2 separate regions of the Homo sapiens genome follow, and region 2 is linked to region 1. A link is an interaction called in ENCODE POLR2A ChIA-PET data of the cell type or tissue named here. Cell type or tissue: OCI-LY7. All regions are shown on one strand. Each heading gives the region's core, and the rest is flanking DNA. Links, peaks and the distances in the headings are about the cores only. Region 1 has its middle 27 kb from the start of CD8B. Region 2 overlaps RMND5A (required for meiotic nuclear division 5 homolog A).

Region 1 (12,816 bases), core at 4,783-12,782:
GTTTTATCATTACTCTCTTGAAACTTTACACAGCTAAATAATAAAATAAAAAGAAACTTGATACATGCAACAACCTGTATGGGTATTAAAAGTATTATGCTGAACAGAAAAAGACAATCTCAAAAGTTTACATACTGTATGAGCCCATTTATAAAACATTCACAAATGCCAAATTATCAAGATGGAGAATTAGTGGTTACCAGGATCAGTGGGTAATGGTGTATGTGACTATAAGGAGTTAACGTAAGACAGATAAAGATGTTTTGTATCTTGATTGTGGTGGTATTTACACACATCTACATATGTGAAAAAACTGCATAGAACCATACATACACATAAATGAGTACATGTCAAATTGATGAAATTTGAAATAAAGTGTGTACATCATCTATCTCCTGGTTATGATAATGTATTATAGTTGTACAAGAGGTTACCTGTGAGGGAAAAAGAATGCAAGGTACACAGGACTTGTTTACTATTTTGTAACTTCCTGTGATCTATCGTATTTCAAAATATGAAGGTAAATAAATGGGCAAAAGATCTGAATAGATATTTTACCTAAGAAGATAAATGAATGGCTAATAACTTCATGAGATGATCAACATCAGAATGCATTAGAGAAAAGCAAATTAAAGCCATTTCACAACCACTGGAAAATAGCTACAATCAAAGAGTGTGATGATATCCAATCCTGTCAAGGATAAAGAGACATTAACCTTCATATTTTGCTGGTGGGAATATAAAATGATACAGGCTATTTGGAAAACAGTTTGGTGATTTCTTAAAAAGTTAAATATGAATTTACCATTCAACCCAATGACCCAATCCTAGGCATTTACTCAAGAAAAATAAAATCACATATGTCCACATTTTTGCTCAAGACCTTTGTTCAAATGTTCATACTGTCCTAATTCTCAGCAGTCAAGAGGTGGAAATAAACCAAAAGTCCATCAGCTGATGAACAGATAAACAAAACATGGTGGTAGATCTATACAATGGACTATTACATAGCAATAGGTATGAAATAATGATACATGTTACAAAACGGTGGATCCTAAAAACATCACGCTAAGTGAAAGCTAAACACAAAAAGCTACACTGTGTGTACATACATTATATATATATAAATGTCCAGAAAAACTCATCTATAAAGGCAGAAGCCTAGCATGGTTGCCTGAGGCTGGAAATGGGAACAAGACTGACTACAAACAAGCACAAGGAAATCTTTTTATGGTGATATAAATCTTGTAAAATTGGGTCATGGTGATGGTTGTATAACACTGTAATTTACTAAAAATCATTTAATTGTACAGTTAAAACATGTTAATTTTATGACATGTAAATTATTTCTAAATAAAACTACTTAAGCCAAAAAAAAGGAAAGAAAAGAAAAAGAAAAAGCAATGCTGAGTTATTTATACAGAAACAATGGGAAATACATACACCTACCATAACTGGAGCTGGGACTCCACTGAAAAGCACAGGAAATTTGCCCACATAGGTCAGATGTAATAAACACTTTTGAGGCTTGTGAATTTTTCTCTCTATAATAGATACATCAATAAAGTAACTGTCAGCACTGGTCCAAGAATCTACCACAGTAACTATTAAAAGTCTTTGAGGCCGGGCGCGGTGGCTCACACCTGTAATCCCAACACTTTGGGAGGCCGAGGCGGGCAGATCACGAGGTCAGGAGATCCAGACTATCCTGGCTAACACGGTGAAATCCCGTCTCTACTAAAAATACAAAATAAATTAGCCAGGCATGATGGCGGGCGCCTGTGGTCACAGCTACTCTGGAGGCTGAGGCAGGAGAATGGCATGAACCCAGGAGGCGGGGCTTGCAGTAAGCCAAGATCGCGCCAGTGCACTCCAGCCTGGGCGACAGAGCCAGACTCCGTCTCAAAAAGAGAGAGAAAAAAAAAAAAAGTCTTTGAAAATATTCTGCAAGAAATCTAAAAACTACTTAGGTCAAGCAATAATCTCAAAGACACAAACATTTCTAAGAATTAAACTTCATGATCTCTAAGATCCTTTCAGTTCTTTGATTATGAGCTCATTACACAGCTTTGCTGGGGAAAGCTACAATAAATTTAACAATTACTGATGAACTTTTAAATTACATACTATCTAAGCTCCCTACTTGTAATGCAAACTAAGCCACCTACTTGTAAAGTAATGCATGCAAACTTGAATTCCTATCCCGCAAAGGGCCAGATCTTTCATAATGCTGTTTCTCCTATCTACCCCCTCTCCTTCTCAGATTAGACCTCATTCACATCTCTTTTTGAAATTGTATCTCTAATTCCCAAACCCTTCCTTCTAAAGTGTACAGAAGGCCGGGTGTGGTGGCTCACGCCTGTAATCCCAGCACTTTGGGAGGCCGAGGCGGGCAGATCACCTGAGGTCAGGAGTTCAAGACCAGCCTGACCAACATGGAGAAACCCCGTCTCTACTAAAAATACAAAATTAGCCAGTAATCCTGTAATCCCAGCTACTCGGGAGGCTGAGGCAGAAGAATCAATTGAACCTGGGAGGCAGAGGTTGTGGTGAGCCGAGATCGGGCCATTGCACTCCAGCCCGGGCAACAAGAGCGAAACTCTATCTCAAAAAATAAATAAATAAATAAATAAATAAATAAATAAAGTGCTACAGAAGACCCATAAATCTAAAAAATAAGAGTCTATAATATATTCAACTTACAAATAAGTTATTTAAAGAAAAATGATCTATAATTGTAGGATACTTTTATTTGATATATGAGAAACAAGCCAGAGAGACTACTTCAACATTGTATCCACATCTTTACTTTCTTCAGACTACCTATCCCCCATTTCATTCTCTCTAAGATTATGCATTTGCCTTCCATTTCAGATAAAATGAGGCTCTAAGGCTTGAGCTCAACCTCCTGCCTTACGTATCTGATCAACCTTCACTTCTTTATCCCAACGCTAATCTCACCACTTGTGCACCTTTCTGGTTACTTGTTCCATCAATCGTTTCCTCTCTTCTGTATTTTCAATACTTTCCCTTGAGTATAGTCCGTATAGCCTACTATTTCACATTAAAAGTCTTAAAATATAAAATAGACTCAACATTAGAGTATATAAAAGACCTTCTCAATTTGACTGGATATAAAACTTGTATTGTGGTTAGGTAAGAAAATATTGGGGGCCAGGCACAGTGGCTCACACCTGTAATCCCATTACTTTGGGAGGCAGAGGCAAGCAGGTTGCTTGAGCCCAGGAGTTTGAGACCAGCCTGGGCATCACGGCAAAATCCTTTCTCTACAAAAATTAGTCAGGCGTGGCGGTGTGTGCCTATAGTCCCAGCTACCTGGGAGGCTGAGGTTGGGGAATCACCTGAGCCCAGAAGGCCAAGGCTGCAGTGAGCTGTGATTGAGTCACTCACTGTACTCTAACCTGGGTGACAGAGTGAGACCCTGTCTCAAAAAAAAAAAGAAAAAGAAAATACTGGGGCAAGATGTCATGAAAACTAATTTTATTATAGTTCAGCAAAAACAAAACTCTCCTTGACCAAGACTCCCTCTAATTTTGTATCTTCATTCCTATTCAAAGGCAAACTCCTTAAAGAGTCTGTATGCCTATGTTCATTTCCTCAGTCCCCATTTACTTTTTCTACCCCACTTTCCCCCGCCACCCTCCCAGCTTAAAATGCTCTGGCCAAGGTCACCAAGGAACCCACTGCCACCCAGGTACCTCCTCTCTGGGTTCAACTCTCAGGGCCACACTTCACCAGTACCTGGCAATACTGGCATCTCTGTATTCTTGAAATGTTCTTTTTTGTATTCTGTATTTCCTGCTGCTTCTCCCATCTGACTTCTTTTGCTTTGTCTCTCTGCGCCAGCTTTGTCTCTTTCCATTCCCCAAATCTTAAGTTTCCAGGACTTCAGTTCCTAGCCCTCTTCTAATTCTACACCACTGGATTTTAACTATTTGGAGGCCACAAATCCCTTTGAGAATCTAAGGACTGTTAAAACCCTCTCCTTGGGAAAAGGCCTATATACTACATGTACACACAATTATTGAATACAATAATTCTTCAATTCTAATCTAATTCTCTTACCTCAATCACCACTTATAAGCTGACAATTCCACATTTATTGTTCTGCTGTTTCCCAAACTTCCGACACACTTATGAAGTGCCTTCTTACCGCTGTCATCAAACAGACCAGAGGCCTAAAGGGCAATCAGTAATCTCTCAAGCCTCCTTTTTTTTTTTTTTTTTTTTTTTTCAGACAGTCTCACTCTGTCACCCAAGCTGGAGTACAGTGGTGTGCTCTTGGCTCACTGCAACCTCCAACTCCCAGGTTCAAATGACTCTCTCACCTCAGCCTCCAGAGTAGCTGGGACTACAGATGCACGCCATCATGCCTGGCTAATTTTTGTATTTGTAGTAGACATGGGGTTTCACCATGTTGGGCAGGTTGGTCTTGAACTCCTGAGCTCAAGTGATCCATCTGCCTCAGCCTCCCAAAGTGAGTGATTACAGGTGTGAGCCACTGCACCTAGGAAGCCTCCTCTTCATTAGCCTTTTCCCTCCCCTCTGCAAAAACCAGAGTGGGAGTATTTATAATTCCCTAAATACACCACGCACTCACCAGAACTTTTGTTCTGATCCCAGCTGCCGTCTGTGGTCTTTCTAAACTTACCTGCCTAGCAAATACCTGTTCATTTTTCAAAGCCCTACCAGCAAAAGTAGTCCCTCCTGTGTCACCATCCTTCAGCTATCTGCCTCTTTTGAGGACAGGGACAGTGACTTATTAGACTGTTAACTAGCACACACATTGGCATATAAATTAACACGTGAATTATTAAAGAGAATATAAAAGAAGAAAGGTCACCCAGAACAGAGATCTAAGCTATGTTTCCCAAAAAGTAAAGCTGGCACTCAACTAACATGAACATAAAACTTAGGAAACGTGCTAAAAAACCCACATTTCCTCACGGATAGAAATTAACTGTTTCTCCCCAGAACAAAAAACACCTGAAAAATGAGAGATTATTACTATAAAGGAAGAAATATCAGATGACAAAATAATATTTTTATGATGACTTTTTTTTTTGAGATAGTCTCACTCTGTCACCCAGGCTGGAGTGCAGTGGCACGATCTCAGCTCACTGCAAGCTCAGCCTCCTGGGTTCAAGCAATTCTGCCTCAGCCACCTGAGTAGCTGGGATTACAAGTATGCACCACCACACCCAGTTAATTTTTGTATTTTTAGTAGAGACAGGGTTTCACAATGTTGGCCAGGCTGGTCTCGAACTCCTAGGCTCAAGTGATCTACCAGCTTCAGCCTCCCAAAGTGCTGGGATTACAGGCATGAACCACCACGTCCAGCCTATGATCACTTTAATCTCATTAATATCCTCTACTGAAACTGAGGTGGCCTTAATACATATCTCTATATATTTTTACATATATTAATAACTGATCACATTAAAAGGAAACTTTAAACAAAATGCCATATATTTCCCAAGACTTTCAGCAACATTTTTCTTTGAATATAATAATATATATAACAAACCTTATATTAGTAATCGTTTCTGTCCACAAATGGTCAATACACAGTTCAGGAACAATTGGCTCCGTTTCTGGTGCAAGAAAGAAGCCATTAGACTTACTATTTGGAGAATGAGAAATACTATGTCTCTTTGGAGACTGATTATGGCTTGAAATGTTGAACCTTTGCACCCCTGAAAAAGAGTGCACTCCTAAGGCAGGAGAATGAGCACGACTGCAAAAGAAACAGAGGAGAGAGTACATCACAGTTAGCAGGGCAGGCTTATATGACACACACTCCAATGACACTTCCCAAAATTCCACAGACAGAAGAGCATTCATGGCATAATCCAGGTCAGAAATTAAAATTTTTCAAAAAGGAGTAGCTATTTAAATGGTTCATGTCAATGTGCTTTACTATATTCTAAAGATTTAGAATTATTATTAGAAGAACTCATCTTTTACAACTAAAACTTAGATCATCTTCTTTTTCGGAAAATGAATGATTATTCAAAAAGCTCTAAACTATGTCCCTGTATAGTCAGACATATATATATCAACAAAACAATGTCCCTGTAGCACCAGATATACATATCTGGTGATTTAAATAAATATCTATATAGAGAAATAGATACATTTAGATATCAAATAACAAGAAAAAAAAGAAAAACTAACATAAATTAAGGCAAAAATAAAATAGTGCCACAATATTTTGGGAATTAATATTCATCAAACTGTTGCCCACATAGTGGTAGAAATGAGGCAACTAACCTTAGGACAAGCATAGGCAGCTTCAAAATATGACTCAGGAAAGAATGTGACATGGTAAACTTAGAAATCTTAGTAAAACTGGCTCAGGGCTGAGCACGGTGGCTCACGCCTGTAATCCCCACACTTTGGGAGGCCGAGGTGGGCGGATCACAAGGTCAGGAGATCGAGACCATCCTGGCTAACACGGTGAAACCCCATCTCTACTAAAAATACAAAAAAAAAAAAACTTAGCCAGGCGTGGTGGCAGGCGCCTGTAGTCCCAGCTGGAGGCTGAGGCAGGAGAATGGCATGAACCCGGGAGGCGGAGTTTGCAGTGAGCCAAGATTGCGCCACTGCACTCCAGCCTGGGTGACACAGCAAGACTCCGTCTCAAAAAAAAAAAAAAAAAAAAAAAAGGTCTCAATTGGGATAATGGCTATTTCCCCTAAAAAAAACTCCCCTAAATATATTTCCCCTAAAAACAGCTGTCAACAGCAATTCTAAATCCTTCAAAACAAAACAGAAAGCTTAGAAAGAAAAACCAGGAAACCCTTCTACCTTAGAGCTGCCATGTTGGAAATAGAAGGTGAGCGAGAATGTAGACTGGGTGATGAGGTTGAGCGACTCTGGCTGTGAATGGAGGAGTAATTCCGGAAAGGTGAAATCACAGGGGAATCTCCTTTGGAGAGGCTTCTGAGATGTGCTGTGAGGGAGCTGCTAGTGGCCACATTCCGTGGGGTTCCCCCATGTTCAGAGAACTTTAAAACAACATTCTCTTCCTTAAGTCAAAATAAAGAGAAAGAGGAAAAAAAAACAATAATTAGAATAAAATAGCAATTTCCTTGTAAGAATGCAAGTTGAAGTCAGTTACTAAAGACACAGTATTTCTTCTTTCCTAAGAAGCTCAATCTATTTCTCAAATGAGGCCAGGTGCCGTGGCTTACATCTATAATCCCAGCACTTTGGGAGGGTGAGGCGAGAGGATAGCTTGAGCCAAGGAATTCAAGACCAGCCTGGGCAACATAGCAAGATCCCATCTCTACAAAAAATTAAAAATTAGCTGGGAGTGGTGGTACACACTTGTAGTCCTAGCTACTCGGAAGGCTGAGGCAGGAGGATCACTTGAGCTCAGGAGTTCAAGGCTGCAGTGAACTGTAATTGTGCCATTATGCTTCAGCCTGGGTGACAGAGTGAGGCCCTGTCTCTAGAGATGATGATGATGATGATGATGATGATGATGATGATAATAATAATAAAACAACTATTCACAAGTGATTTTTCCAAAAAAAAAATGTGAGGGTATGAAGTATTAACTACTCTTTCATATATATATATACACACACACACATATATATACACATATATATACATATATACATACACATATATACATATATACATACATATATATATACACATATACATACATATATATACGCACACATATATATACATACATATATATATATACACACACACACATACATTTTTTTTTTTTTGAGATGGAGTCTCATTCTGTCACCCAGGCTGGAGTGCAGTGGCACGATCTTGGCTCACTGCAACCTACACCTTCCAGGTTCAAGTGATTCTCCTGCCTCAGCCTCCCGAGTAGATAGGATTACAGAAGCCACCACACCTGGCTAATTTTTTATATTTTTGGTATAGATGGGGTTTCACCACGTTGGCCAGGCTGGTCTTGAACGTCCTGACCTCAAGTGATCCGCCTGCCTTGGCCTCCCAAAGTGCTAGGATTACAGGTGTGAGCCAGTGCACCCAGCCTACCCTTTCCTGTTAAGGAGAAGTGACTTGCCTTTCTCCTTACCTCTGATTTGACTCTCCGGAGAGTCCACACAGAATGCACATTTTGAACAGCATCATAAGTCATTACAATAGAGGGGTCAGTATTGAGGAAAACAATTTTCATTGCATGATCTACAACATATTGCACCCGTAATGAACCAAAAAGACCTTAAAAATAAAATAGAAAAATCAGGTATAGAACAACGGGCTTTACAAGACTGATATTTATGAACGGAGCTCTTAAAATTGTTAAAGATAAAGAACAACCAAGCCAAAGAGAGCACGAAATCTATTACTATCTTAAATAATTAACTCTGAATTTTTAATAAATTTACTTTAGGCATCAACTTCCTTAAAATACATTAAAGATGAGAGCATTACAAGTTTTAGCTTCACATACATGCTGTTGCTAAATGTTAAGATTTGTGCTGACTCTCACCATTACACGAATCAGCCACAGGTAAAAGGTCGATGATTTCTTCAACTGACTTATTTATAAATTGCACTCAACTATTCTGCCAAGTTTGACTTCCTTATTGGTTCTGTTCTTCTGTATGAAAGCTGTACTCTATAATTACTATTCAGACAGTGCCGAACAGTACACTGTTGTTTCTGCTTTACTAGTTACACATGCAAAATAAGGTTTTTCCCAGTGAGTTCAGCTTTTAATCTAAAGTACCATGGACTGGTCTCCATATCCTTATTTGACAGGAAATGTTTCCCATTCAGTTAAAATATTGAAAAATTTTAAAATATGATTTTATAATCATAAGAAATACTTTATAAATAAAAATCATGCCACCATCTCAAAATATCTACTATTAATACATTAGAGAATTTTTGTTTTTTTCATACATATATACACACTTTATACATTTTTACAAAATTATAATCATACTGTGTTAAAGTTTTGTATCCTACTTGACATTACAAATAAGCAACTTCTAGTTCACTAAATATTATTCAAAAATATGATCAATAATGGCTGCACTCCTCCCTCCAGTCCGTGCCTCCAAGAAGACAAAGAAAAGAAGGAACAACAATCGTGCCAAAAAGGGGCGCAGCCACATGCAGCCTATTCGTTGCACAAACTGTGCCTGACGCGTGCCCAAGGACAAGGCCATTAAGAAATTCATCATTCGAGGCTGGGCACGGTGGCTAACGCCTGTAATCCCAGCACTTCGGGAGGCTGAGGCAGGCGGATCACGAGGTCAGGAGATCGAGACCATCCTGACTAACACAGTGAAACCCCGTCTCTACTAAAATAAAAAAATTAGCGGGTCGTGGTGGCGGGCCCCTGTAGTCCCAGCTACTCGGGAGGCTGAGGGAGGAGAATGGTGTGAACCTGGGAGGTGGAGCTTGCAGTGAGCCCAGATCCCGCCACTGCACTCCAGCCTGGGCAACAGAGTGAGACTCTGTCTCAAAAAAAAAAAAAAAGAAATTAATTCATCATTCGAAATGTGGTGGAGGCTGCAGCAGTCAGGGACATTTCTGAAGCGAGTGTCTTCAATGCCTATGTGCTTCCCAAGCTGTATGGGAAGCTAAATTACTGTGTGAGATGTGCAATTCACAGAAAAGTCATCAGGAATCCACCTTGTAAAGCCCACAAGGACCAAACACACCCACCCCGATTTAGACCTTCGAGGAGTGCTGCCCCACAACCCCCACCAAAGCCCATGTAAGGAGCTGAGTCCTTAAACACTGAAGACAAGGCGAGGCGTGGTGGCTCATGTCTGTAATCCTAGCACTTTGGGAGGCCGAGGTGGGTGGATTGCCTGAGCTCAGGAGTTCGAGATCAGCCTGGGCAACAGGGTGAAACCCCATCTCTACTAAAATACAAAAAGTTAGCTGGGCATGATGGCACACCCCTGATCCCAGCTACTAGGGAGGCTGAGACAGGAGAATCGCTTGAACCTGGGAGGCGGAGGCTGCAGTGAGCTGTGATCGTGCCATTGCACTGCAGCCTGGTAACAAAGCGAGACTCCGTCTCAAAAAAAACAAAATGAAAATAAAAAGATTGAAGACAGACTATTCTCCAGAGAAAAAATAAAATGGAAATTGTACTTAAAAAAAAAAAAAAAAAAGGCTGCATGCCATTTAATCCCAGGCCCTAGTATGTTTATTCGGGTTGTCTGCAATTAGTAACAACATAAAATTTGAACTTTTTCTGTAAAAGATCAAAGACTAAATAGTGCAGTTTGCTGTCCACATACTGACTCTATCACATAATCTTTGTTATTTCCTACAACCCTTTAAAAGGTAAAAACCATTCTTATGTTGGGTGCGGTGGCTCATGATGTAATCCCAGCACTTTGGGAGGCCGAGGTGGGTGGATCACCTGAGGTCAGGAGTTCAAGACCAGCCTGACCAACATGGTGAAACTATGTCTCTACTAAAAATACAAAATTAGCTGAGTGTGGTGGCACACGCCTGTAATCCCAGCTACTTGGGAGGCTGAAGCAAGACAATCGCTTGAACCCAGGAGGCAGAGGTTGCAGTGAGCCAAGATCGCACCATTGTATTCTGGCCTGGGCACAAGAGCAAAACTCTGTCTTAAAAAACAAAAAAAAAACAAAACAAACAAACAAACAAAAAAAAACCATTCTTAGCTCACAAGTTTTACAAAAACATGCTGCAGGCCAGATTTAGCCCATGGCCTGCAGTCTGCCAAGACATAATATAGAAGATAAAAAGCAGCTGGGCACGGTGGCTCACCCCTGTAATCCCAGAACTTTGGGAGGCCGAGGTGGGTGGATCACCTGAAGTCAGGAGTTCAATACCAGCCTGGCTAACATGATGAAACCCCGTCTGCACCAAAAATATAAAAAATTAGCCAGGCACGGTGGCGTGTGCCTGAAATCCCAGCTACTCGGGAGGCTGAGGCAGGATAATCACTTGAACTCGGGAGGCAGAGGTTACAGTGAGCTGAGATCGCGCCACTGCACACCAGCCTGGGCCACAGAGCAAGACCCCTCTCAAAAAAAAAAACCCAAAACAACAACAAAAAATAAACTTTACTTCATCCAAGTATCATTCATTTACTTATTAACTATTAAAGAACAAAGCATCTACAGGTAGGTTAATAAATATATCGGTATTCCTCACTGATTTATATACCTTATTTTTACTAAAATAACTGTTGAGCAGTTAATACCATGATATTCAAGAAATTCAAAATAGAAGTTATTTTTGTGAAATGTTTACATTACATTATTTTTATAAGTCAGTTTTCATATAAGCGCCTTTATAATCTCCCTCACCAAAGTCAAAAAAAAAACAAAAACAAAAGAGCTTATCTAAAAGAATATAGAAGCACACTTACTTCCAGATTTACAAACAAGTGGAGTTATTTCATCTAGTGGGTGCAGCATGCTGAACATAGTGGGTAAAGATTCTCTAGCAATAAACAAATAATCAATTAATTACCAATACGAGTATGTCTGTGCACAAATTTTGCACTTCTATTGAAAAGAAATCTCCAGATTACACGAGCAACTAGAAACCTACTATCTCAAAATGCAATCTTCTGAACTTTGTACATACTATTTTTCACATTGTCTTCTATTTCATTCCTAGAAATCTCTCCCCTGAGAGTAATTCTATCAATGCACCAACAGAGGAAAATCAATATAGTCCAGAGAATTTCTGCAAACAGCAGTCATCACAGTACAGAACAAATGGAGTAATGTGTATAAAGCAGTCTTTTTTTATTGACCTCTCTTACTGGCAGTGTGTCCCATACCTGCTGACAAAGGAATGCATTTTTTAAAAAAGGAAGAAACAAACTACTTCAAGTAAATTAAGTCTGCTTTTTTTTTTTTTTTTTTTTGAGATGGAGTCTCACTCTGTTGCCCAGGCTAGAGTGCAGGGGCATGATCTCGGCTCACTGCAACCTCCACCTCCCAGGTTCAAGCGATTCTCCTGTCTCAACCTCCCGAGTAGTTGGGATTACAGGCACACACCACCACGCCCAGCTAGTTTTTTTGTATTTTTAGTAGAGACGGGCTTTCACCATGTTGGCCAGGCTGCTCTCGAACTCCTGACCTCAGGTGATCCACTTGCCTCGGCCTCCCAAAGTGCTGGGATTACAGGCGTGGGCCACCGTACCTGGCCAAATCTTTTTTGAAGCCATTTATTTGCATATTCAATTTTACCACTTAGATTGGGAAAAAAGGCTAATTAAGTGCCAAGTGCGTAGAGCTCATGAGTATACTTACAGGCTGAGTATCCCTTATCTGAAATACTTGGGACCATAAGTGTTTTGGATTATTTACCTTACACTAACAGTTGAGCAGCCCTAATTCTTTTGGGGGTACAAGTGGCTTTTGGTGACACAGAATTATGTAGTGGTGAATTCTGAGATTTTAGTGCACCTGTCACCTGAGTAGTGTATGTTGTACGCAACATGTAGTTTGTTTATCCCACACCTTCTTCCCACCCTCCTCCTTCTGAGTCTCCAAAGTCCATCATAACACTCTGTATATAGCCTCTGCATACTCCTTGCTTAGCTCTCACTTGGAAGTGAGAACATGCAGTATTTGGTTTTCCATTCCTGGGTTACTTCACTTAGAATTATGGCCTCCAGTTTCATCCAGCCTGATGCAAAAGACATTATTTCATTTCCTCGTTATGGCTGATTAGTATTCCATGGTGTATATATACATTTTCTTTATTCACTCATTGGTCAATGGGCACTTAGGCTGCTTCCTTGTCTTTGCAATTGTGAATTGTGCTGCAATAAAC
Region 2 (16,222 bases), core at 2,323-10,322, 120 kb after region 1:
ACTTATTCTATTGGCAAATGTAACCAGCACAAACTCGTGATCTTATCGACAGCAATAGTTAAGACAAAAGTAAAACCAATTAAATTTGCGTTTATATTAGAAAAACAATCACAGGAGTGGTCTGTGAACTGCACTGCAGAACACACTGCCTGCTACTGTATGTACAGCCCTCCCCACTTCTGATGTTTCCCTTCACCAGCTTTCAAAGGCACTTCAAGTCAAAATTATAATACTCCTCCTCCAGGGTCCCCAAAATGTACTAGGCTCTTCATTTGTATTGTTTAATCTTTTATATATCCATAAAAGAACTCCTGTCAAATGGCTACAATGTTTCCTGGTTAAAAGGTAAGATGAACATTTAAAGATGCCATATTCTTCTAATGGCAGTAAAAGTAAATAGCCAATAGAAAATGGAACTCACAGGTAATTCATCTTTCTGGTTCCAAACTCCAGTACACTGCCTCTGTTCAATCACGGCTTTGATGTTAATTAAAGCTGGCAGCGCCACACAACCTGCTGAGAAACTGGGAGAGCAGAAGAGGAAACGTCAGTGCCAGGCCAGGGGTCAGGCCGCTTGGTCCAAGGAGACATCAATTTCTCCAGACTCTATGTGCTGCAGACCCTGGCCACTGGACAGGGTGAGAGCTTTCTGTTCTGCTAAAAGTAAATCCAGCCATTTCCACTAGAAGAGAAATAACTTGTTTTCCCTCCCCTTCTTCCCCAGGCCCACTGGTATATTTCCTGAAGTTACTGAAAACCAATCCCAGTTAAAAAACAAAACAAAAAATAAAACTCTAAATTTTCTAAATAAACCTCACCAATATGGGGGTAAATGCAGTTAAAGAACGCAAACGTTAAAAAAAAAAAACTCATCTGCTAGGGTAATTTAACTTTAGCTTACTTCCTCAGAAAATAGAAAAATAAAGTTTTAAAACATGCATTTTAAAAAAGAAAGCAGCTTTGGAGAACCAATTAATTCAAATGAAGAGCAGGAATTAAGAACTACTACACTCTTCCAAATACAGTAGTTTTAGCATCTGAGTTTGAAGGAAAAAGAGATGTTCTTGCACAAAATTCTTCACTCAGCAATATACAAGACATAACTTCCTTTCCTATTCCCTTCCTTACAGACCATATACCACCAGACTTATTTTTCTTACAAAATGTGCTCCAAGGTATACGCTAATTAGAACAATGATACTCAAAATGTGGTCTGCAGATGGTGCTGATTTACACACCATTTTCAATCCACAGGAAAGAAGTACAGAATTGAGAATAAGGTTTTTAGAGAATTTAATAACAGCAGATGGTGGTGGCTCACTCCTGTAATTGCAGCACTTTGGGAGGCCAAGGTGGGAGGATTACCTAAGTTTGAGAGTTTGAGACCAGCCTGGGAAACACAGTGAGACCCCCGTCTCTACAAAAGATATAAAAATTAGCCATTAGCCAGGTATGGTAGCATGTGCCTAGAGTCCCAGCTACTGAGCAGGCTGAGGTGGGAGGATGCCAGGAGGTTGAGGCTGCAGTGAGCCACGATCGTGCCACTGCACTCCAACCTGGGCAACAGAATGAGACCCTGTTTCAAAAAGTAAAATATAAAGAATTTCATAATAATCTTACATTAGTGCCAAAAAAGGTTTTATATTGCACAAAACAACTGGATTTAATGGGCTCAGCTTATCAGTCAAATGACATGCTTGCTCCTGAAACATTTTTTTTGCATAGTTCCTCTTATCCCCAGATCACCCCTGTCCAGGGTGGAAGCACTCATTTCTCAGATCTGGAAGTGTTGGCAGCCAACTCTCAGCTGTGTCCGTCTCTTCAGGACTGTCCTCAGTTGAAGAGAGTCATCTGACCAGAGTCACATCCAGCAATTGCTCCATGTGAGGGTACAAAACCCCAGCCCTATAGGCCCAATTTGGGACAACTCCACGGGCCCACAGCAGCTCCAGAGCTCCTCACGGATGGGAGACACCTTGTTGCCACTCTAATACAGTCCAACTTTCCTCTCTGCCCAATCCTGCTGTTTTCATTCTCCCACAGGTGCTGATGTCAGTAAACTTTCTGCATGTACATTCCCACTTTAGAGTCTTCCTCAGAGAACTTGATGGCATCAGCGCCTCACATTATAGCTAATTGCATCTGTCCACTCCTACGCTAGGATGGAGCACCCTGTGGAATGCACCTTATTCATCTTCATATCCAACACAGTGCCCACAGTGCCTGGCACATAGCAGGTATGCAAAACATTTGTGGAATTAAATGAATAGAAGAGCTAAAAAAGAGTTATTTTCTTACAACAGTTTCTTAAAATGTTTTGGTTTCAGGACCCCTTTATATGCTTAAGTATTAAGGATCTCAAAGAGCTTTTCTTTTTGTGGATTATATCTTTAATACATTAGAAATTAAAATGAGAAACATAAAAGGTGCCGATTAGTTCATGTAAAAATAAAATACCATGCCATTATTGCAAACATTCTTATAAAAAAATAACTACAGTTTCCAAAACAAAAATATATGTGTGAGAAGAGTGGCACTGTTCCAAACTCTCACAACTCTCCTGAATGCCTACCTTAACAGAAAGACAGCTGGATTCTTATAGTTTACTCTGCATTAAATCTATTGTGATACGTTCTTCTGGTTGAGGTAAATGAAAAAAAACCTTGTTTCACACATATGTGTAGTACTACTTTGATCACTTTGGATCATTGTGGATACTCCTCCTTAATACCACACGAAAACTGACTTTTCATAGTTTTGGCCAAAACAGGTAGTAGTTTTCTAAAGGTTCGCTGCAGAGCAGAATCTGAAACTTTACCATTAAACTTTTTGTACCCTGCTACATTAAAATCCATTTGTCTGTCTTGTACTTTGAATGACTCTTTTACTCATGCATGCTTTTGTAAAATCATACTTAATTAAGACCTTTCAAATGTGACAGGCTTGCTTCGTTCACTTAAAAAAATGGCTGGGTGATGTGGCACACAACTGTACTCCCAGCTACTCAGGAGCCTGAGGCAGGAGAATCACTTGAGCCCAGGAGTTTGAGTCCAACCTGAACAACATAGCAAGAATGTCTTAAAAATTTAAGAAAAAAGACAAAAAAAAAAAAAAAAAAAAAGACTGCCAAAAACCTGAGTGTGCGTAACTATGTTAATGATTCTTCCAAGTAAAAACTATTCCAAGGCTGGTGCGGTGGCTCACGCCTATAAACCCAGCACCTTGGGAGGCCAAGGCAGTGGATCGCCTGAGGTCAGGAATTCGAGACCAGCATGGCCAACATGATGAAACCTTGTCTCTACTAAAAATACAAAAATTAGCTGGGCGTGGTGGCAGGCGCCTGTAATCCCAGCTACTCCAGAGGCTGAGGCAGGAGAATCGCTTGAACCCAAGAGGTGGAGGCTGCAGTGAGCTGAGATTGCGCCACTACACTCCAGCCAGGGGACAGAGGGAGACTCCATCTCAAAAAAGCAAGAAAAAAACAAGTAACAAACAAAACAAGTATTCCATGAAAAAAAGTGACCAGCTAGCTCATAACTCAAAACAACATACTTTTTCTCAAGACAATTACCATACTTTGACATGAAACTGAAGTGCTTTATGTGGATTTCCTATTTTGTCATACAAATTATTAAGATGATGTGTACTGAAAGGTCAAGATTTAATAAAACTAATAATTTTAATGTTTCACCAAGAACATCCTTTTTTAAAAAAGTTTTCTGTAGAAATGGAGTCTAGCTGTGTTACCCGGGTGGGTCTTGAATTCCTGGCCTCAAGAGATTCCCCCCACCTCAGCCTCCCAAAGTGCTGGAATTACAGATGTGAGCCACCACACCAGGCCAAGAATATTCTTTTTTTCTTTTCTTTTTTTTTTTTTTTTTTTTTGAGACAGTCTCGCATTGTTGCACGGGCTGGAGTGCAATGGTGCAATCTTGGCTCACAGCAACCTCCGCCTCCTGGGTTCAAGCGATTCTTCTGCCTCGGCTTCCCGACTAGCTGGGATTAAAGGTACCCGCCACCACGTCCAGCTAATTTTTTGTGTTTTTAGTAGAGGCGGGTTTCACTATGTTGGCCAGGCTGGTCTCAAACTCCTGATCTCGTGATCCACCCTCCTAGGCCTCCTAAAATGCTGAGATTACAGACGTGGTTAAGTAAAACTAGCATTTCTTAAACTGCAAGTGTGTGGTGGTGAGGAATCCAGCTATTCGTGGAGTTTGTACCACCGCCCCAACTTGTGCTAAGGCTCTAGCAGTTTAGTCCACCACTGTTTCTGGACCATCTGTACTAATGTCAATACAGTGGAAAAGGCTCTCAGGATCCTGTGAGGTTCATACACCACACTTTCAAAACTGCTTCTCTAAAACAGCATCACTGCCAATTGTGATATCTTTTGAAATACCAATTGCACTCTTCTTTGGAAAGACAAAAGTTATTTTGGCTTTAAACATCAAGAACCAAACAAGTTAAGGGAAGGTGATAATGCAGTGCATACTTCAATAACAGACAGGGCTAATTTCCATACCTGACACTGAGAGGGGACTCCACGGAGAGCCCCAGGAGGGCACAAGCATCCCGTGTAAAGATGTCACAGATATCAGCCCACTGGTTTGCATCAAGTAGGTGAACATATGGTGAGTTCTCAATCCCTTGTCTCAGGTACACAAGGCTTCCCATCAAAACCTGAATGTCTAAAAAAAGCACCAGCAAGAAAGCATTAGTTTGCTTGCAGTAATAAGCTGCGAAAAGCAAGAATACCCCCACCCATACTGATACAGCCTAAAATAATGTATTAACAGGTCTTTTAAAATTCTGGTCCTTAAGCTTGGTTTCTTCCTTCATCCTAAATTAAACAGCATGGAGAGAAAAGGGAAGAAAAGGAAAGCAGTGAAAATACTGAACTTATAATTTAAATTCTTCTCTACAGCATAGTATAATTACCATTACCTAGAGAAGTAACAATTATGTCATCACATTATCTCTGACTGCAGAGTTAATGTTTCCTACACAGTTTCGTGGGGTTGACAGTTGCCACCTTGGCTCTCTGACACTTTGCTGTGGCAAGAGCAGCAGCATACAGCCAGGTGGGGGTGGAAAAGAGCAAGTGCACACCTTGCTCTTTCTCACATCTCCTCTAAGTTTAATATGGAATTCCAAAATCTGCAACATCTCTGACTTCTAAGAGGCTTTAATATTTTTGTTTTTGTCTAGAGCCAGTCAGAACTTTTCCTGTAAGTGATTATCAACTACAACTGTTTACTGGCAAACAGGTATTAGCTCTAGTTAAGAACTGTTAAGTTACAGTGGTGGCTATAGCCCTGTTTCAAACATTAATAACATCTGACTCTAGACTCACCTTTTTGATGATTTAGGGCAAATGGCTGAAAATTTTTAGCATATTGTAATGCCTCTCGCTGATTTGTGGTTCCACCCATTAACAAGCTAATAAAATACAGTCTGTGTAGCTTAAATTCCAAGGAGCTGTTTTGAGCTATAAGCATTTCCCGGTTTGACACTGCCCACCTAAAGAAAAGGCAAAAAAGACTTTAAGAATCAAAAGCATAAGCAAGGTGTCTTAAAAACTATTTGAAACCCAGTAAAACAAAAAAGGGGCTTGGTCTGCCATCTTGTGGAAGTCTATGGTAACATCAATCCCTAGGGCCCAGACCTTTGTCAGGAAAGTAACCACCAATAACTACACTTGCAGAGGCCCTTCAGCCAGTGAAAGAAAAAGCATTAAGATAGACAATCACTAGAATGACTCTCATGTGTCACATGATGCATCTGAACTTGCATAGGACCACACTTTGAAGCGGTGTCAGCCACGAGATTCACAATTAAATTGCCTAGATCCACTGCTCTTTTCCTACAAAACTGGCCTAATATATACAAGCATGAATCAAAGATCCTGAAAGGGAACTATACTTTTAAACTTTCAATAGTTGCAAGATTTTGTTCACTTTGTGATTAAAAACAGTAAATACCATTATTTCCCCTCAAGGTGCTTTCAATCTGATCAGGAAGATAAAGCTAGACAAGTATCATACAGTAAATCTTACTGTGCAAAATGATTTGTACAAACATAGTTCTAATAAGGGAAAAAACAAGATTCAATTTTAAATGAGCCAAAATACAGCCCCTCGGGCTTCTATAGAACAGTTGGAATAATCAATCTTGAACTGGAACTACCAAGTCAGGTGAGGGCAAAGGCAGGAAAGTATATAGCCAGCTGTTAAAATCAAATTTTGCAATAAGGCAATAAGGAAACAGTACTTTATTTCTCTAAATATATTAATATATAGAAGCTGTTAGCATTATATTATTTAATTTGACCATCAGTTAGACAAATACTCCCCACCTAACCTAATTCACCAAAGACCACTAGAATCTGAACTGGGTAAGAATACAAAATCTCAGTAACTCCATAAACCACAAGAGTAAAATCTTTCAAATTATTTATAATGAATTTGCTGATTGAGATTGGACTTCACAGAGCTGCACTTTTACTGGGTCCTAACCTTCCCAGAAAGGGCTGCACAAGCATGTAAACATTCTAATTAACTTGCTGATGTATTCACACCTTACAGTCAAATCATGAGGCTTCTTTGACTTCAAAGTCAAAGTGATTTTTAAAAATATTAATCATCTGGATCTTGGAAATATTTACCTAAATTTGTAAGCCTTGGTTCCTTGCCTGGCACTAAAATGATGCAGTCAAGTGGTAACACCAAGTCAGGTAAACCTGCTGACAATAATGTACTTTTTTTTTTTTTGGAGACGGGGTCTCACTCTGCCACCCAGGCTTCTGTGCAGTAGTGTAATCGTGGCTCACTGCAGCCTCAGCCTCTCGGGCTCAAGTGATCCTCCTACCTCAGTCTCTGAAGTAGCTAGGACCACAGGTGTATGCTGCCATTCCTGGCTAATTTTTTTAAAAATTGTTTTTGTAAACACTATGTTGCCCAAGCTGATTTTGAACTCCTGGGCTCAAGTGATCCTCCCGCCTCAGCTTCCCAAAGTGCTGCGGTTACAGGTGTGAGCTTCCGTGCCTGGCCAACCAGCAAAATACTTCTGGCAGTGGTCTTTCGTGAATGCCCCACATCAATCAACAGTACCAACAGCACTGTGCTTTTTGCAGTCTCTAGTCTGCCAGGCACCTTACAGATTTCCAGTTCCAAGTAGTGCATTTAAATTAGATCACTTTCAAAAGTTTATACACCCCTTCAATCATATAAGCATGAGTATGTTTTCCTACTAGCAAGTAAGGAAAGGCAGTAAGATTTTTCTTTTTTCTCTTTCTGATACGAGATGTATGTGTAAGGGCTTGTAAAGTCAAAGACTGGAGCTAATAGAGTAACTACAAATTTTAATTTTAAAAAAGTCAATAGAAAAAAACGAAAAATTCATAAATAGACAATTCACAAAAAAACTCATTTTCATAGGAATATGTTCATGATATAGTGTTAAATGGGAGGAAAGTGTGATTTTCTATTTTTTATTTTTATTTTTGAGAAAGGGTTTCACTTTCGTTGCCCAGGCTGCAGTGCAGTGGTGCAGTCTCAGCTCACCACTGCAACCTCCGCCTCCCAGGCTCAAGCGATTCTCCCGCCTCAGCTTCCCAAGTAGCTGGCACCATAGGTGCACGCCACCGCACCCAGCTGTTTTGTATTTTTTTGAAGAGACAAGGTTTCACCATGTTGCCCAGGCTGGTCTCGAACTTCTGGGCTCAAGCCATCCTCCCGCCTTGGCCTCCCAAAGTGCTGGGATTACAGGTGTGAGCAATTGTGCTCAGCTTGAAAGTGTGATATATATATATGATATATATGATATATATGATATATATGATATATATGATATATATGATATATATATGATATATATATATATAAAAAAATATTTTTTTTTTTTGAGACAGAGTTTCACTCTGTTGCCCAGGCTGGAGTGCAGTGGCAAGATCTCAGCTCACTGCAACCTTCGCCTCCCAGGTTCAAGCCATTCTCCTGCCTCGGCCTCCCAAGTAGGTGGGACTACAAGCATGCACCACTGCATCCAGCTCATTTTTGCATTTTTAGTAGAGATAGGGTCTCACCATGTTGGCCAGGCTGGTCTTGAACTCCTGGCCTCAGGTGATCCACCCACCTTGGCCTCCCAAAGTGCTGGGATTACAGGCGTGAGCCACCATGCCCAGCCAAAAGAGTGATACATTTTTTAAAGTAATTTTTAGACACCAGAATGTTTAGCAGTAATGACTCTGGGATTTCAAGCATTATTTATCAACTGCTATACCATGGGCCATGACTAATCGGAACAAGGCACCAACTCTTAGATCAGCACCAGGGGTCTGAAACCACCAGGAAGACACACCAATCAATACCATATTACAGTGATTTCTGTAACAGTCTATGCTGTCCTATATTTTCCAGGTTTTCTGTAATGAACATGTATTAATTTTATACTTTAAAAGGCAGTAACTTTTTAAGCTAATGTAAAAGTAAAATTTCTTAACTTCCTTTTTTTAAATGAACAGGCCTATAGAGTAATTATAAATTACTTTTCCTGAAAGTTATGAATTATCAATTTAAGCTTTATAAGCTATAAACACCTGTACGCCACTTAACCTGGAGAGGCATTTATTTAGACAAATATAATTTTTAATGTACTAAATTTATGTTTGCACAGTTTCAAATTTTGCTATAAACAAGGCTATGAAATAAGAAAAAAACTAGCATTGCTTAATTCCTCCCCACTCCTTGCCAAGAAATATTTAGAAAAGTAAGTAGATACCTTTACAAAAAGGAACTGGGAGGAGGAGAGGACAACACAAAACCCAAATTCATAGAATACAAGTTTTCAAATTTCTTAAAAGTCGTATTTCTTTGCATCCTATTCTGAAACAATACTGTCCTCATTTAACTTCTTAATACTATATTAAGACTAAATTGTACAAGGCAAGGGACTTCCAAGCTTCTCCCTCCCTGGCAAAATGTCATTTTCTAAACCAAGGATGAGATACCCCACTTTTAACTCTCCCAAACATTGAAGCACATGTAAGCAATTAAGGTGAAATCCTCACCTGACATGATAGGACCTCTCTCTTATACCTCCAGGATTGTACCCAGAAACCCACATTTGTATTTTCTTGACCTCAATTCCCTGGCCACAGTTAACTGGCCAAATAAGCATAGGTTTTATTCAAAGTCACTCTCCGCAGCTGCCTCCTAATAAGAAAGTCAATCTATTTTTAACTCTATTCACTATTCTTCACTATTCTATGCCTCTTGCTAAGCTCTGGTATCAAGAGTTGCCTTCTGTGATGATCATTGTTAACATCCGCCTTAATGAATCCTTGACATCTGAGTACAAATTTCACAGCAGCATCCTTACTCACAATAGCAGCTTCCTCAGATAGCTTTAGTCAATTCACAACTTCTGAACATGATAAAAGCATCTTTTACTGGCTGTGAAGTTCTTCAATATCCTTGTAATTACCATCTTCTTTCAATAAGGCAACTATTATCAATTTGGCCCGAATAGTAGCCAAACTGATTCACACACACACACACACACACACACACACACACACACACTTCTCTCTCTCAATCCAAAGTAGAAGTAAATGTTCCATCTAAACCACAAGCATCTTTCTATTCTAGTGCAATATAAGTGAAAAGATGGTGAAGTGACTTTACCCTCGTCTTTATAGTGACAGGACTTTTCCAATATGCTTTGTACCATTAGCTTCCTGTAGGCTTAGGTCTTGCCCTAGCTTCATCTTGCTGTTGTCCTTTTTCAAATCTTTCTAATCACATTCAATTTCACTTCTAGAGGTTTTTCTTGTTGCCAAGTCCGTCTTCCAATTATCCATTTTTGTAAAATGTCACGTGGGTTTATCCCTGGGAGTTAAAGAGGTGACACAACCCACACAGCTGTTGCCTGAGAGTAACTGACAGTAGATGTGCAGTGATCAAGAGCGAAGTGACAAAACTGGTCATGACCATGATGCTCCTGTTATGTCCAGATGTGTAGACTGAAGAGCTGGCAGAGAAGTCTGTATTTTATACAATTGCTCACAGTTAATACATCATGGTGACTGAAATCTGAACTGTGTTGTTGGCAGCCAGGTGTTATTTAACTAAACTGTGGTAAAAACGAATTTATGTATGTTAGAAACCTGCAAAGACTGCCCATAGGTTCAATAAAGAATACAAGGGCTGGGTGCAGTGGCTTAGGCCTGTAATCCCAGCACTTTGGGAGGCCGAGGTGGGTGGACCACCTGATGCTGGGAGTTTGAGGCCAGCCTGATGAACATGGAGAAACCCCATCTCTACTGAAAATACAAAATTAGTCGGGTGTGGTGGCGCATGCCTGTAATCCCAGCTACTCAGGAGGCTGAGGCAGGAGAATCGCTTGAACTCGGGAGGCAGAGGTTGTGGTGAGCCAAGATTGCGCCATTGCACTCCAGCCTGGGCAACAAGAGTGAAACTCCGTCTCAAAAAAAAAAGAATACAAACAGGAGAGAAAGGACACAGAGATCTCAGTGGTAAGAGGTTACTTTATAAAGACAAAGAAGTTCCAGACTGATATAATGAGGAAAGACATAAAGTTTGAGAACCTGAGCAAGTCAGGGTGTCTGTGGCCCATTCTCATAAATCTTAAAGAATTACAAAGAAAACGAAATTCGTTTTCTATTTCTCACTAAAATGATTCCTGCCCCTGCCCCTCCCCCTTCCTTCCTCCCCACGTTTTTGTTTTTGAGACAGAGTCTCATTCTGTTGCCCAGGCTGGAGTACAGTGGCGTGATCTCGGCTCACTGCAACCTCTGCCTCCCGGGTTCAAGTGATTCTTGTGCCTCAGCCTCCCGAGTAGCTGGGGTTACAGGTGCTCACCACCGCGCCTGGCAAATTTTGTATTTTTAGTAGAGATGGTGGGGGGCGGGGGGGCAAGCAAACTAAAAATGCAGTGAAATTATTAACTCTATAATTTTTTTAAAAAAATTCTGATCCCAAATTTCCAGCGTGGACCACGAGAACACTGTCACCTTTGGAATTACTCCATTTAGAGAAACACTGAACCCCAAAAATGACAGTAAGATCAACAGTGTTACACTGATCTCTGCCACTACATTCTTCTGATGAAGAGCCTTTTGGGGCCTTTCCACCAACAAACCCCAAAACAATATTACTTATGAGAAGACTAAGTTAGAAGCAATCCACATCTATACAATTACCCAGCAGAAACATTAGCATTAATTATCTTAATTGTCAGGCCTGTGAAAAGACTTGGCACACAGTTACCTCCATATTTAGAATTTCTACATCATTCCAAAAATAAATACAAGATTTCACCTTCATAGTTAGCGGTTCTCCCTCAGGAACCTAACAGACAGCATTAGTGGGCTTATCTCTCTAATCTTACAATTTTGCCAGCCTGGGTGGGTGTCTATTTCTAGTAATACTAGGGAAAAAAAGCCTCTTGCCAATCCCACAGCACATTCCACTGTAACCTTTCACAGCATTTAAAGGCTTACAAAAACCTCTTTTTCTAATTTCCTTTAAGGCTATACTCTTGGGGGTAAAAGCTGAAGTTCAGGGGAATGAATGACATTGATTTTTACTCCACAGGTGTGGACCTGGTGAAATGTCCTTAGTAACATGAATCAAATGCTTAAAAAAATTCAGAGAATGGCAAACCTGACAAAAAGTTCAGTCAAAAAAGTGAGGAACTCTGTAACTTTGCTTTAGAGACTGAAAAGAACACTCAGTGTTTCATTTCTTAGATATTTTCAAATGGTAATTTTTCAGCTATGGGCTGAGTCCACTGCTGGAACTACTACCATTAAACTCATCTCAGAGTTGGTGTGAGTCTCTGTCCTTTTCACATGCTATTTAAGAAACCACACAAACTATGGTATTGCATATCTGACTCTATTTAAGACACACACACACACCCTTTTACATGAGGTTCTCAGTAATGCAGAGATTAGTAAGAGCTACACATAGGAGTGGTCACCATATTGGACAACATATCTAGCAGGCATGCTCAAAATAATGTGCAACGGATATTCAATGCTGCATCACTTATAAAGCAAAATATCGGAAACTACAAACGTCCATCCATAGGAACTGGCTAAATAAAATTAAGGTATAATCCCTAAAAGAGAACACTAAGCAGCCACCAAAAAAAAAAAATAGTTCTATATGCTCTGATATAGGCAAATACTTCAAAATTTTTCAAGTAAAAAGCAGAACACTGTGTATAGTATGCAACCACTTGTGCATAAAAATGTACGTATACATAATACAGTTAATGGTGGCTGCCTGTTTGGAGAGTAACTGTGATTAGAAGGCAAAGGTGGGGAGATTTACTTTTCACTGTATTTTTATCTTGTTGTGCCTTTTGATTTTGTACTCTTATTTATTACCTATTGGGATACTTAATGCTGACTCAAAACTCGACCAAGGCAAGCCAAGGACAATTTTGAGAAAAGGAGTCAGTGAATGAAGTCTGAACTGCCCAACGGCTCTGCAACACAACCTCCATGGTGGACATAATGGCATCAGGACATTTTAGCCTGAGAACTTTGAACATTTTCTAGAACAATCTCCTCTTGTTCCAACTCCAGGCTTTGCAAGCTCATGTGCCTTCCACATGGACCTGCCTACCACAAGCTTGTTTCACAGCCCCTAATAATCCAAACTATGTACGCAGCTTAGCAATTCAGGTTTTTATCGTTTTTAAAGGCCTGTTCTTAGTGAAAACAAAACAAAATAAGGACACCAAAAACAAGTTTCCAAGTCTGCAAAGCTGAAAGTCAGATACTAGACTGTGGCAAATCCAGCAAGGTAGTATTACTCTTTGAGACACGTTTAGGAAGGCAACCAAGTAGCTTCCCCTAAAGATAGTGCTTTCTTTCAATATGTATGTTAATAATGGCATAGCTACAAGGACAGTTCCTATTTTTTCTAATATTTCCCCCACCTCGTTGTATTAAGTTACTATTCTCTCGTTAACACTATTTTTGGCTTTCTATCTGCCACCATGGAAGAGGATGACAAGTTTGCTCTAAATTCTCCTGCAGATTACTGTTATTCATTGAGGGCCTACTATGAGGTAAGCACTACTCTAGGCGCCAAGAGAAATTCAAAAAGCAAATAAAACAATCTGGGTGAGCATAAAAGAAATCTGGATGAGGGGGAAAATCTGTACAAACTCAGAGGTACAAGGGCACGGAACACAGGAGCAGGCAAGGTCCTGATTAGATCTATGTAATCAGGTGTTGTTCTGCCACTTCTCTCCACAATATCACCATTCCCCTAGGCCCTCAATGGCCTTTAGCCACCTCCACTTTTTTTTTTTTTTTTTTTTTTTTTTTTTTTTTGAGACTGAGTTTCACTCTTGTTGCCCAGGCTGGAGTGCAGTGGCGCGATCTTGGCTCACCGCAACCTCCGCCTCCCGGGTTCAAGCGATTCTCCTGCCTCAGCCTTCCTGAGTAGCTGGGATTACAGGCATGCGCCACCATACCTGGCTAATTTTGTATTTTTAATAGAGATGGGGTTTCTCCACGTTGGTCAGGCTCGTCTTGAACTCCTGACCTCAGATGATTCGCCCGCCTTGGCCTCCCAAAGTGCTGGGATTACAGGCATGAGCCACCGTGCCCGGCCTAGCCACCTCAAATTTTTGGCTGGCCTCTGCCTTCTCACCGCATAGGCAGTCTGGAGGAATTGCTGCATCCTCTCCTTCCTCTTTTCCCTTGTGAGCTCCATGATATCCTTCCCAGCAGGAACAAATGGGATGCTGCATAACTGGCAGATATCTCCCGCCTTGTACCTTAACTAGAATTCCCCAAATTGGAGTCCCATATCATTCAACTTTTGCTGTAAGTTGAGTAAAGGGAATTTTCTGTACCTAGCTCATGAAAGATGCTTAGTCAGTATCTGCTCTGCACCCACAATAGGCAAGAATTGGAAAAATCTGAATTGTTGTAATGACGATTTCTATTAAATCTTATGTTTTGTATAACTCCAATTTTATGGGTTTTAAATGTGTTATCTGGAGGGAAAACAAGATTGGTCAAATACACAGAGAAAACACTGGGTTATACCAAGTTAAATGAGTTTCTTTACTGTAGGATTACTGATGGTACGTTTTTACTTCTATTTATTTTCTTATTTTTTGAGACAGGATTCGGCTCTGGAGTGGTGGTGTGGTCTTGGTTCACTGCAGACTCCGCCTCCTGGGCTCAAGTGATCCTCCCATTTCAGCCTCCTGAGTAGTTCAGACTACAGGCGTACACCACCATACCCAGCTAATTTTTCTATTTTTTTGTAGAGATAGGGTTTTGCTATGTTGCCCAGGCTGGTCTCGAACTCCTGGGCTCAAGCGATCTGCCCACCTCAGCTTCCCAAAGTGCTGGGCTTACAGGTGTGAGCCACTGCACCTGGCTTGATGATACACTTAATAAGTTAAAATGAACCTCAAATGAGAATACTGGGGGACTATTATGTAAAGCATTTCTCATATAATCTTTTGACTTTTTTTCACAGAGGATCTTCTAGGCCCTAATTGCTTCTCTGTAAGATGACTTACCTCATAGGTTAATATGAGGGTTGAATAGGTTAAGACACGTAAAATGCTTAGAACGATGCTAGGCATACAATAACCACTCAAGCAGAGTTAACTATGATTACCACTACATTCCCTCATGCTGATATTAAACACTACTCCCAGAAACATGAAATGAGAAAATTTTTACTTATGGAACAAGTCCTCTCTCTGCCTGAGAGGAATTGTTTTAAGGCAACAAATAATAGACAAAATTTACAGAAATAATCAATATACATAACATGCTTATCAATAAGAAACATATCTTATATACGCACAAAGTTTAAAAGGCTCTTAGGAGAAAAGTCTGGAGTACTCTGAAGGCTAAGGTAGCAAATACTATGTGCCAGTGACTACAGATATAGTCATAGTACGTACATGACTAGCACATATGAACAAAGTTTAATGAAAAAACCTAAGAAACGCATAGATAAGTGAATATTACCTTGAATAACAACCCAAATATTATTTGCTAATCACTATAAAACAACTGGGAAACCCATTACATGTTCATATATGTATGTAGGCTTTCTCGGGCACATTGGCCCATGCCTATAATCCCAGTACTTCGGGCAGCTGACGCTCCAGGAGGATCACTTGAGGCCAGAAGTTTGAGACCAGCCTGAGCGACATAGAGAAATCCTGTCTCTATAAAATATTTAAAAATTAGCCAGGTGTGGTGGTGTGCACCTGTAGTCTTAGCTACTCAGGAGGCCGGGGCAGGAGGATTACTTAAGCCCAGGAGTTTGAGAGTGTGCAGTGAGCTATGATCATCCCACTGCACTCTAGCCTGGGCCACAGAGCAAGACTCTGTCTCTTTGGGAAAAAAAAAAAAAAAAGTAGTTGTTGCCATATTTTGTTTAAGAGGTGTTAGAGGTATTTGGTTGAATTTATCTCCCAGATGTGTCACAATCTGAAATTTGCTTAAACAAATTCTACAAAGGTAATATGCATCTTACACAGAGATACAGTTCTTAAGTGAGATCTATTATAATTTATACAAGAATTTTATATAAATTTATACAGGAATTTCTGTCTAGTCATCTGGGCTGGTTTTAGAACTACACAAAATTTTCTCAGAACTGAGAAATGGCCAAGTACAGAGGCTCAAGTCTGTAATTCCAGCACTTTGGGAAGCCGAGGTGGGAGAATCACTTGAGCTCAGGAGTTCGAAACCAGCCTGGGTAACATAGTGAGATCCTGTCTCTACAAAAAAAAATTTTTTTTAATTAGCTGGGCATAACGGCACAGTCCTGTAGTCCCAACTACTCAGGAGGCTAAGGCGGGAGGTTGGGGGGTTGGGGCTGGAGTGAGCCATGATTATGCCACTGCACTCTAGCCTGGGTGACAGTGAGACCCTGTCTCAAAAAGGAGAAAGAACTGAGAAATGATTAGAAAGAAAAAACTAAGCTATGAAGAATTAAATGGGTTAGTGGAACTAAATTTTAAGGGAAAAAGTGTACATTTTATAAAAGTCAACTTCCCAGCTAACCCTGTAACACTGATGGTTAATTTTTCTGGTTTTAAAATACCAGGATTCCAAAGCTATAAGCTCACAACAAATCACTGCTTCTATAATCCAGTTTCTTCCCTTTATTTTATGAGCTATTTATTACAAATAACCTGG

Evidence for each region. ChIA-PET counts read pairs that join two places held together with the same protein. Peaks named below come from ENCODE experiments on the same cell type or tissue, not always from the same donor. Only the 100,000 strongest peaks of a DNase experiment are listed, where the experiment ranks them.
Region 2: POLR2A ChIA-PET joins it to region 1 with 5 read pairs; 1 of 35 experiments calls an interaction of 5 or more read pairs at or near these places.

The regions. Positions count from the first base shown.
Region 1 is chr2:86,882,009-86,894,824 of GRCh38, reverse strand. It overlaps the pseudogene ANAPC1P1. Among named protein-coding and RNA genes, the nearest start is that of CD8B, 27 kb to the right of the region's middle. In OCI-LY7, for the core only: no CTCF peak of the experiment used is centred there; no DNase peak of the experiment used is centred there; H3K27ac peaks cover 488 bases.
Region 2 is chr2:86,754,325-86,770,546 of GRCh38, reverse strand. RMND5A (required for meiotic nuclear division 5 homolog A) reads right to left here. Exons shown (of 9, transcript NM_022780.4): 5 at 5,354-5,520; 6 at 4,523-4,688; 7 at 422-524. Among named protein-coding and RNA genes, the nearest start is that of CD8A, 28 kb to the left of the region's middle. In OCI-LY7, for the core only: CTCF peaks have their summits at 5,416 and 5,623 (motif pointing left); a DNase peak (open chromatin) is centred at 5,636.